2 separate regions of the Homo sapiens genome follow, and region 2 is linked to region 1. A link is a contact called in ENCODE Hi-C or POLR2A ChIA-PET data. All regions are on one chromosome and are shown on one strand. The core of a region is the stretch at or near the end of the contact, and the rest is flanking DNA. Distances in the headings are between cores, read along the strand shown.

Evidence for each region. Hi-C counts contacts between places; a loop is a spot of excess contacts on that map. ChIA-PET counts read pairs that join two places held with the same protein, here RNA polymerase II (POLR2A). Pooled maps may share reads with other maps.
Region 2: a loop to region 1 is called in a pooled map of heart left ventricle, with 5 times the contacts of the local background. The contact joins the promoter of CCDC180 here to the promoter of ZNF782 in region 1. A Hi-C loop is called at or near these places in 1 of 168 maps with a recorded cell type or tissue (naive thymus-derived CD4-positive, alpha-beta T cell), 3 of 37 single-sample maps with no recorded cell type and 8 of 50 pooled maps. POLR2A ChIA-PET finds 5 or more read pairs at or near these places in 2 of 52 experiments (Caco-2 and activated CD4-positive, alpha-beta T cell).

What each region holds. Positions count from the first base shown.
Region 1 is chr9:96,851,632-96,856,708 of GRCh38, reverse strand. ZNF782 (zinc finger protein 782) reads left to right here and starts at 2,195. Exons shown (of 6, transcript NM_001001662.3): 1 at 2,195-2,621; 2 at 3,640-3,856; 3 at 4,704-4,762. The coding sequence starts at 4,748. RefSeq lists silencers at 2,423-2,492, 2,773-2,862.
Region 2 is chr9:97,305,034-97,310,110 of GRCh38, reverse strand. CCDC180 (coiled-coil domain containing 180) reads right to left here and starts at 2,452. Exons shown (of 37, transcript NM_020893.6): 1 at 2,305-2,452; 2 at 1,979-2,128; 3 at 507-697. The coding sequence starts at 2,047. SUGT1P4-STRA6LP-CCDC180 (SUGT1P4-STRA6LP-CCDC180 readthrough) reads right to left here. Exons shown (of 45, transcript NR_036529.1): 13 at 2,305-2,375; 14 at 1,979-2,128; 15 at 507-697. RefSeq lists enhancers at 2,247-2,747, 2,690-2,984 and a silencer at 2,690-2,984.

The sequences.
Region 1 (5,077 bases), core at 946-3,445:
ATCAATCATCTGTCCTACAAAGAACTGGGCAAACCTTCTTGGAAGGCCAGAAGGTTTTGCAAAAGCTTTAGGAAAGGGTTATGGCTGAAGGCAGCCTGATCCTCTTACCTTGAGTTAATAGTAAAAAGCAAATAACAAGGGAATGTAGAGGAGTTTATCTAAATAGCTTGTTTTCTCATTGTTGTCCTAAGACTGACCTTTGATCATTCGCATGCAGGACTGCTCTCTCTGGGGAGGGCGGGAGAAAGGGAGCAGAATCTCTGTAAAATGTGATGTTCAATAACCATTTGTTTTTGAAAACATTTTTGAGGTTGGTAGCTTAGATCTGGCAATGTTCTCCCATCTAATAACCATCAGACAAGAAATAAACTTGCTTAGAATAAACTTTTTTCCTTTTGTTTTGATTTAAAGAGTTCAAGTAGCTCATGGATATACTCTTCTGCAGAGCACCCTCTGAGGTAACAACACCTCGCAGCTCACCTTTAATCTTTACTCAGCTGTTCACTTTGCCCAGAGAGTGGGAGAAAATCTTCACAATCTATATATCTGACAAAGGACTAATATCCAGAATCTACTACGAACTCAAACAAATCAATCTCATCAAAGAAAAAAAACAAACAATCCCATCAAAAAGTGGGCTAAGGACATGAATAGACAATTCTCAAAAAAGATATACAAATGGCCAACAAACATATGAAAAAATGCTCAACATCACTAATGATAAGAGAAATCCAAATCAAAACCACCTTACTCCTGCAAGAATGGCCATAATCAAAAAATCAAAAAATAGTTGATGCTGGCATGGCTGCAGTGAACAGGGAAAACTTCTACACTGCCGGTGGGAATGTAAACTAGTACAACCACAATGGAAAACAGTGTGGAGATTCTTTAAAGAACTAAAAGTAGAACTACCATTGGATCCAGCAATCCCACTACTGGGTATCTACCCAGAGGAAAAGAAGTCATTATATGAAAAAGATACTTGCACATGCATGGTTATAGCAGCACAATTTGCGATTGCAAAAACGTGGAACCAACCCAAATACCCATCAATCAACAACTGGATAAAGAAACTGTGGTATGTATCTGATGATATACTACTTAGCCATAAAAAGGAATGAATTAATGGCATTTGCAGCGACCTGAATGAGATTGGAGACTATTATTCTAAGTGAAGTAACTCAGGAGTGGAAAAACCAAACATCGTAGTTCTCACTCATAAGTGGGAGCTAAGCTATGAGAATGCAAAGGCATAAGAATAACACAATGGGCTTTGGGGACTTGGCGGGGAATGGCGGAGGGCAGCGGGGCAAGGGATAAAAGACTACAAATGGGGTGCAGTGTATACTGCTCAGGTGATGGGTGCACCAAAATCTCACAAATCGCCACTAAAGAACTTACTCATGTAACCAAACACCATCTGTTCCCCAATAACCTACGGAAATAAAAAACAATCAGCAAAAAGCAAGAAAATTCGTTAATGCGCATGGAAACCTAAGATAATTAACATTAAATTTAAATATGTTGAATCAATAAGAGAATTCGGCAAGAAGCAATGTTAAGGGATAAAAACCAAAAGCTTTTCTCTAACACCTGCAGCACCGGGCTCGACCCGCCTTAGAACCCTCACGCCTGGGGGCGCCAGGACAGGGCTCACAGGTCAATGGGTCGGGTAGGCTGTAAAGAGACAAGGTGGAGGTTCCAGGTTGAAAATGTATAAAATTGTAAAGTAAATTCAAAGTTATATCATTTCAATGCTAAATACTTCAGTAGTGATCCCTTTTTTTAAAAAAAAAATTTCTACAAAATTCTTAATTTTTTTTCACAGTTCACAAAAGTAATGGTACTTTTTTTCAATATTTGCAATTCCCAATCCATATTCAGCTTCCCAATTGTCTCCGAAAGTCTTACGGAAAAAAAAAATGTTGGTTCAACCGGGAACCAATGGAGGGCTACTCTTTGTATTTGTCAGTAGCGTTTAAGTTTTAACCTTTAACTTCTCCCTGTTCTTGGAGAGCCTGAGCGGGAGACTTCATAAAAACTCCATCCCCGCCAATTCTGAATCGCCGAAACGTGAGGAGTCACGTCGAAGGCGGACGCAAGAGCTTATGGGAAATGTAGTCCTGAATGAGTCTGGTTCGCCGCGCAGCACTCTGGGATGGGGCTCCTGGGCTCCTTCTGCGCCTGTGCAGCCAGAGCCCCGCCTCCTCATTTGGGTTCTCGAGACTCCCGGGAAGCGGTTTGGGAAGCTCGGGGGTCGGCTCGGAAAGTAGAGGGGGCGCAGCTGGGGCGGGAGGACAGCGTTTGTGCCCGGAAGCGGGAGAGGAAGCGGGAAGTTTGTGGGATCCCCGCCCCCTGTGTCAGTGGATGCGACCGGGCGGGCCCTCGGCCTTCCCGGCCGCTGGAGAGGGACTTCGGCCGCTGGCTCCCGGGGCGGCTGAGGCTGAGCGTTGGTCCGGAGCAGGTGCCGGGTGCGGGCCGCGGTGTGCGGGACCGGAGCCCGGCGCGAGCGGCGGCGGGGGTGGGGAAAGCGCATTTGTAACGCGGGCGACAACGTGCCCGAAATCCCCGGACGGTGGGTCTGCATCGAGACCCCGAGCTCTGGAGCTGGAAAAACCCGGGTAAGTTCCATCTCTGTCAACTGGAAGCCGAGGCGAATGTAGGGACGTGGATGAGAGTCAGGTTTCTCATCTGAAAGTGAGGGTATTAATAATGACTGCTTCATGGCGTTGGTTTAAAACTTTAAGTCACCACCTGTAAAGCAAACAGCCGACTGTAGGCTACTAAGCCATGAGCGGACTGCTGCTGTTATATTTAGAAGACACTTTGTTCCATTCGTTGGGTGCCTATGTATACCTCACAACCACATCTGCATTAAATATAACTGAGGCTCAGGTCACAAGCTAGCAGTGAGGGAGCTGGGGTTCAAAGGCAGGTGTGATTTATTTCCCGTTTCAGGCGCTAATATCACACCTGCCTAAAACCAGCATTGCAGCCTTCACAGCACTTAGCAGAATGTCATGTCCCCAAATACTCAGGGAGTGGATGTAGATGGAATCTTACCATGTGTCAAATGTAGTCTGGATTTCTGGTGTGTCTTCAGATCTCTTGGGTCAGACAGGTTCCTGGCCCCTTCTGCATTGTCAGGGTGTCTCTCTTTTAAGTCTGATGTAAAGAATTCTAAGAGTCAGATTTTTGCCACTAACATGGTTTCTCAGGTCAGGTCGCAGGCTCCTTGAACAGAGCAGCCCTTGCGAGGTGGGAAGCAGGGGTCTCTGTGAACAGTTTTACCTGGAAGAGAACACCTCTCAGACCTAGGCCTCCCTCCCGAGCTTCAGAGCAGAGGCAGAAGAGCCCACAGAGGAGCAGATCCTAGATGTGTATGGTCAGAAGCAGTTCTTGATCCTCCTTCCCAGAATGAGCCAGACTTGGTGAAGCCTCCAGAAGCCACCACACAATGGGTGACAGTGGGTGGTTTGGGCCAGCTTTGAGAAGAGCAAAATGGGCTAGGTGGTGGCCAGGGACAGGCTGCTCAGGAAAGGCCACATCATTGCATAGGTCTGAGGGTAGGGGTAACCGGAGATTCTGTCCCCAGATCCCAAAGTAGCCCCCAGTCGCTTTGTTCTCCACTCTTTACAGATGCCATACTGCTGTTAACATATGTGACACTGGAGACTTTGTCCCTACCTCATAGAATCCCATGCATGATGATACATGAAGGGTTTTCCGTGGCTATCTACTTCTGATTCTTTTGAAAGCTTTAAAGACATTGGGCATGAAAGGTTCAGTGAGTTTCCGGGGATCCCTCGTTTGTGGTAGAGCCAGGAGGAAAACAGTTCCGTTCATTCTTTCACAGGTGAGTCACCAAAAGCATCTTATCCAAAGGGCCTTTTGAGAAATACATCCCAGTTAAAACATCTAAAACTCTTTGCCTTAAAGTATCTCATCTCTTTTATAAGACTTTCTGTGGATTGTCTATACCAAGGGTAAATAATATTACTAAGAAAAATAGTTAAATGATGCACACTGAATATTTTTCTGCTAAGTTAATTTTGTGTTTTGGAGACAGAGTCTCATCCTGTTGTCCAGGCAGGAGTGCAGTGGCACAAACATGGCTCACTGCAGCCTCTACCTCCTGGGCTCAAGTGATCCTCCTGCCTCAGCCTCCCAAGTAGCAGGGACCACAGGCGCATGCCACCACACCTGGCTAATTTTTTAAGTTTTTATTTTCTGTAGAGACAAGGTCATGCCATGTTGCCCAGGTTGGTCTTGAACTCCTGAGCTCAAGCTGTCCTCCCTCTTTGGCCTCCCGAAGTGCTGGGGTTACAGGCTTGAACCACAGTACCTGCTAGGTTAATTTTAATGAAAGAATAGTGTCTTACCCTGTGGTGTACTTTAATTCAACTAATCCTGTATTGTCTTTATTTTTGTGTGTGTGTTAGAAGCACATGTGCATTGTTAAATCAATTGGGAAAAGTTTATGTTCACTCAATAAAAAACAGCAGTTTAAGCCCCATAATTATTTCAGAGTTGTCGTAGACAGTGCCACCTCTACGTGGTGCTTCTCATGCCTTTTCAAGGCCTGAAGGGCCCTGTTACCTTAGGAAGGCTGCTCTCCAACTGGGTTGCTGAGATTTGGGGAGGCTAATCTAGGAGCTGTGAGGTAGGCGAGACCGTGTGACATCCTCTTTCTGTCCCCCCAGCTGAGGCTTTACAGTTCTCTATACTCTCCCAAGAGCCACAGAAAATGAACACATTTCAGGTAAGCTTTTTATTCATTCCCCACTTTGTATTGTAATGGATTTTATGAGGTTTAGATAGGCCCTTGCATTAAATGGAAAAGGAGAAATAGATAAGTAAATCTTGAGGGAAAATATATACAGTTTCACCATGAACTCTGCTGTCAGCTTTGTCAGGGTTAGTAGGTTCCCTCCAGTTACCAGTTTGCCAAGATGTCATGTTAGTCATGAATGCACATGAATTATATTAAATACTTTTTATGTATCAGAATAAATCTATAGCTGTGTCCTTGAATCTGTAAATATTGTGAATAATATAATGGATTTTCTAAAAGTAA
Region 2 (5,077 bases), core at 1,203-3,702, 450 kb before region 1:
AATACTGACTGTGGCCTGAAAGGCTGCTCCCAGCCTCATCTCCTGCCCTCTCTCAGGGTCCATTTACCTTCAGCCTTCAGGAGGGGGCCAAGACCACCTTTCTCAGAGCCTTGTCCCCATACTGCACCCTCTGGTTTCAGCTGATCCTCCTCCTCAGAGAGCTTTCCTGACCCCTGTCCCATAGCCCCATCCCCTTAATCAGAGCTTTTCTGCCATTGGGGGGATGTGCTTATTTATTTACTTTCGAGGTCTCAAGTTTCATAAGGGTGGGATCCCCATACCCAGTGCCTGGTCCTAGGCACTTAATCAATAATGACTGTGGGAGTGGGGGAATGGGGGCGAGAGAAGCAAACCATCCTGCAAGGTAGGTATTAGCCTCCCTGCTTTAGGGGTGGTACTTGAGACTTCATTCCTACAGGCTACTCATCTTGTGCTGGCTCTTTTTGAGTTTTTGAAGGCTCAGGTACCCTAGTGCATGGGGGTGAGGCATGGACAACAGGACCTACCTGTGGAGAACAGGGTTTTCCATGATCCAGTCGTTGGGGAGGCTGTGCATCCACTTCTGCTGTCGGGGAGACATCACCTCCCCTTCAGGAGTCTCCACCTTCTTCATCATGGGTATCCTGCCACTCTTCAGGGTCACAGAACGCTCTGCAGCCCGCTTCCTGGTGGCCGCCAGGGAGTGGACCAGCTGCACCTGAATCCAGGGAGGACCAAGGATGGGGGAGTGGTCAGAGCTGCTGACTTCCTAGCACTCTCAGGCTGATGGTGGCTGTCTAGAAAGACATCCAGAGAGCTGCCCCCAGGAAGGTACTTTTCAGGAGGCCTTCAGCCCCAGGTCATATCCCTATAGGAGAGCTCTCCTCCCAGTAACAGTCACTCAGCCACTTCAAAGAAGGCCTCTTTCTAAGAACCTTAAATGAAGATCAAGATGAACATCTCAGCCTTTTTTATAATCACAAGAAATTGGAAAAACAGAACTGACTAATAATAGGGATTGGCTGAGTAAACATGGTATGTCTGTTTGATGGAATGTTAGGCATTTGTTAAAGATGAGACCCACAAATAATTTTTTATAACCTGAGGAAATGCTTAGGAGATGATATATGGTTAAATATATCACTTACATGCATTAGAAATTATAGAATTATAGAAATTAGAAATTAGAAATTATAACCAAAACTATACCGTATGATCTCAAAATTTAAAACGCATAGGAAAAGGCCCTGGGGGAAGTATGCCATGAGTTAAGAATGGCCTTAGAGAGAGCAGGATCATGTGAGTGATGTAATTGTTGTTTTGGCTTCTTTATACTTTTATAATTTCCAGAGGTTTTACAGATAATTATTTAAGGCTTAAATTAGGAATGCAAATCCCTTTTAAATAAGCAGTACAGAACTTCAAAGGAAGAATTTGGGTCTGTGTGTTTCTTTTAAGATCTTGTTTTGTCTATACAGTGCTTTAGAGAGAACAAGGCAATTTCAACAACCTACACTGTTGTCAAGAGGGCTTTACTTTAATACAGTTATGGGAGTCCTAGGTCAACAAGTGGGGAGCTGCTCAGTATGGTGAAATACATGGGCGCCCACGGGCATAGAAAAGGGTCTGTGAGATACTGTTATGAAGAAAAAGCAGATTTCAAAACACTAGTACAGAATGAAACCTATTTTTTAAATACAAAAATTAGTCATGTTTTTATGCATGGGAAAAACAGAGGTCACCCAGTGGTTCCATCCAGGCTATTTCTGAGTAATTTACATTTAAAATTTTAATTTAAGTTTTCTAATTTTCAAGAACTGACATTCTAATTTTGTATTGGTACGATTTAAGAACAAGCAAGAATTATTTTTAAAATCAAAGTAATTTCAAAGCCCTTGTTTTATTCAATTTCCAGTAGGGAAGCCCTGGGAGGGAGGGAAGTTTGGAAGAAAGCAAGGGAAGGGGGATGGAGAAAAGCGGGACAGAGGGCGGCTCCTACCTCAGCCTGGAAGATCTGCTGGTAGGCTTTCCCATTCGGAACCTGGGTCACCTTCCCCACTGACGACATCTTGGCCGCTGGCTGGATGCCCCTGCCGGGAAGCCGTCGTCCAGGAAACGCGTCTAGGCTTTGGTGTCTCAATTCCAATTCCTGAGGTTGGGAAATCGCCCGTCCCAAACTCAGGTTCAGGTCCAGGCGGGACGACGTCTGGCCTCGAGGCGGCACCCCAGGGCAGGACTCCCCGGGGAAGGACTCTCTGCTGGGGGGTAGGCGGCTGGGGAACGTCGACTTAGGGTTTTAACTTTCAACGAAACGATGAAACTAACCTCAGATGAGCTCTGAACTCGAGCAGGAGGCCGGTTCTCCCCGCCGCGCATGGCGCAAATCCGAAGGGACTCTGGGAACGCGAATAATACAGGATTATTGCTTGTGCTTCACTCTGCCATGCTCTTCGGGGAAAAGTTAACGGCGCTCAAGGTGTCGGTTGGGACTGGAACTCTAATGCGGCGCAGAATTCGCATCCGGGACCCTAATCCACCCTCCATGGGACACAGGGAGGAGAATTGGAGGGAGAGAGTAACCTGATTCAGGTCACGCTAATTAGGCGCCTACTGTGTGCTGAGAAGACCCAACCAGCCTCTGCCATCCCCCTCCCTAGCCCGCCAAGTAGACTGAGCAGCCCCTGGCCGTCCCCCTGAGCCCGGTAGATTGGAGGGAGGCCTTGCGTCCGGCCTGGCCGCGTCCCCGCCTGCAGAAAGCACCTCTCAAGGCAGCCAGGGCCGGTCCAGCGACAACTGCAGCTGGACGCCCATGGTCTCCAAGGCAACGCGGAGGGGAGGGACTGCCCCGGCCCCGCCCACGCTTTTCTTCCCAGGGAGGGGAGATTGCTCTTAGCAATGGGAGCGCCCCACGTGGCGTAGTGAAACTCAACTATTTCTTTCAATGCCAGTTCCTCCTCTCTACAAGGACTACAACCCCAGGGCTGCCAGGAGCAGCACTATTAAATGTTCTGAAAGGTGGTAGGATATATGAGATGTAGCACTGAGCCATCACGGTCAACAAAGTCCATCCTAACTTATTTGCCTTGGTTAAAACCAATCTCTGCTGGGGGACAGCATACGGTAGTGTTTGCCTGTAAGTTAGAAGCTGAAAGACTCTGGAAGAAACCATCTCTTTCTCATTTTAAAAGAGGTTGAGAGCTCAAAATTCAGGGATCAAGGCTTGCCTGGCCAGAGATGAAAATGCTTGTGGTTGGCACTGAACGTGGCCTCGGGTTTCCCATACATATGAGACACCCAGTGCCGCCTTACAGAATCCCTCCCTTTGGCAGTGATATGTTACAACTGCTAATAAATGCTCCCTATGCCAATTTTCTAGAATGAGTGATTGTTCTGTCCAGACTAGAATCAGAAATTAAGAAATGGTGAGTATAAAACCCTTTTATTCTCATTCTTCAGTCCTGGGTTTTATTAACAAGGTGAAGTACTGTAACAAAGATTAGATTCATTTTAGCTGGAAAAAGAAAACGTGTAGGTGACTGAGGGAAGGGATGAAAACACAATAACAAATAGGTAATGTCCAGGAATTACTTGCAGTCTCATATCTCTTTCCCATCCAAGGAGGCCCTACTGGCTTTGGCCTTGAACACTAGAAACTATTTTCCCTACCCAGATGCTTTCTGGGTTCTGGTTCCAGGCACATCTGTAATTTAGGGGTTTCTTTCTTTTTAAAAATTATATGGCTATAAATAGCAGGCATGGACATGTGAAGTATGGGATTTTGTTTTGATTAAACTCCATATTTATTGTCAAAAATTAAAAAAAAATGAAAAACTTCAATGGAGAAAGTAAAAATAACCCATAATCCCAGCACTGAGAATTTACCTCCCTTAACTTCCAAGTTTTTGAGACTGTGTTTGAGTTTGCATCAAACGTGGAAATTCGTGTTTGCCTTTTGGATGGCATTTCCATTCTCCTCCCAACCTGATAATATCATAGCGAAAGACTAACCAGTTAGAGATCATCTGGTTAGTCCACCTCCTGTGTTTAGATACGGGCAAAAAGCCAGAGATAGGGAACGGAAAGAATGACACCAGGGCCTCTGGATCTTTTTCTTGTAGCTCAGCATCATCTTTGATCTTTTCCCTCTCACTCTTAACTTTGAAAATGTCTCTTGACCCCATCCTTTTCCTTCCTCTATCCCAGGCTATTGTCTGTCTTCTGCATAGTCCAGACAAAGCAGAGCAATGAGGACCACCACAAGAGGCAAATATTTAATGAGAAGATTTAATGCCTGTAGTGACTATGAGAGGGGTGCCTTAAGTAACCCATTTTACTGATTAAGAAACTGAAATTCAGAGTCAGTGACTTGGCCAAGATCTCCAAGATAGGAAGATCTAGGATATGAATCTAGACCCTGTAATTCAAGTCTTGAACCATCTGACCTGTGACTAGCCAGAAAAAAAGTTATTTAACCAACTGATTGGATGTGCATGTTGAAGCATAGCGTACATATCTAAAAGTATAGAAATCATAAGTGAATAGCTCAATGAATTATCTGAAAGGAACGTGCCTAGTAAGCAGTACCCATAAGAAACAGAGCATTACCAACTCTTCAGAAGCCCCTTTTGTGTACCTTTCATGTCACTGCCCTCTCTTCCCCCAGGATAACAAATATTCTAACTTCTGAATTGGTTTTGCTTCTTTAAAAATTTTATTTAAATGGAACCATAGAGAATGGACTCTTTTATGTTGGGCTTATTTCATTATGTTTGTAAGTTGTATACTTTTTTTTTTTATTGAGACGGGGTCTCATTCTGTCACCCAGGCTGGAGTGCAGTGGCACAATCATAGCTCACACTGTAACCTCAGACTCCTGGGCTCAAACAATCCTCCCACTTCAGCCTCCCAAGTAGCTAGAACTACAGGCATATACCACTATACCTGGCTAATTTTTATTTTTTGTTGAGACAGAGTCTCACTATGTGGCCCACGCTGGCCTCGAACTCCTAGATTCAAGTAATCCTCCGCCTCAACCTCCTGAAGTGCTGGGATTACAGGCATGAGCCACCAGGCCAAGCCCATATATATATTTTTAATG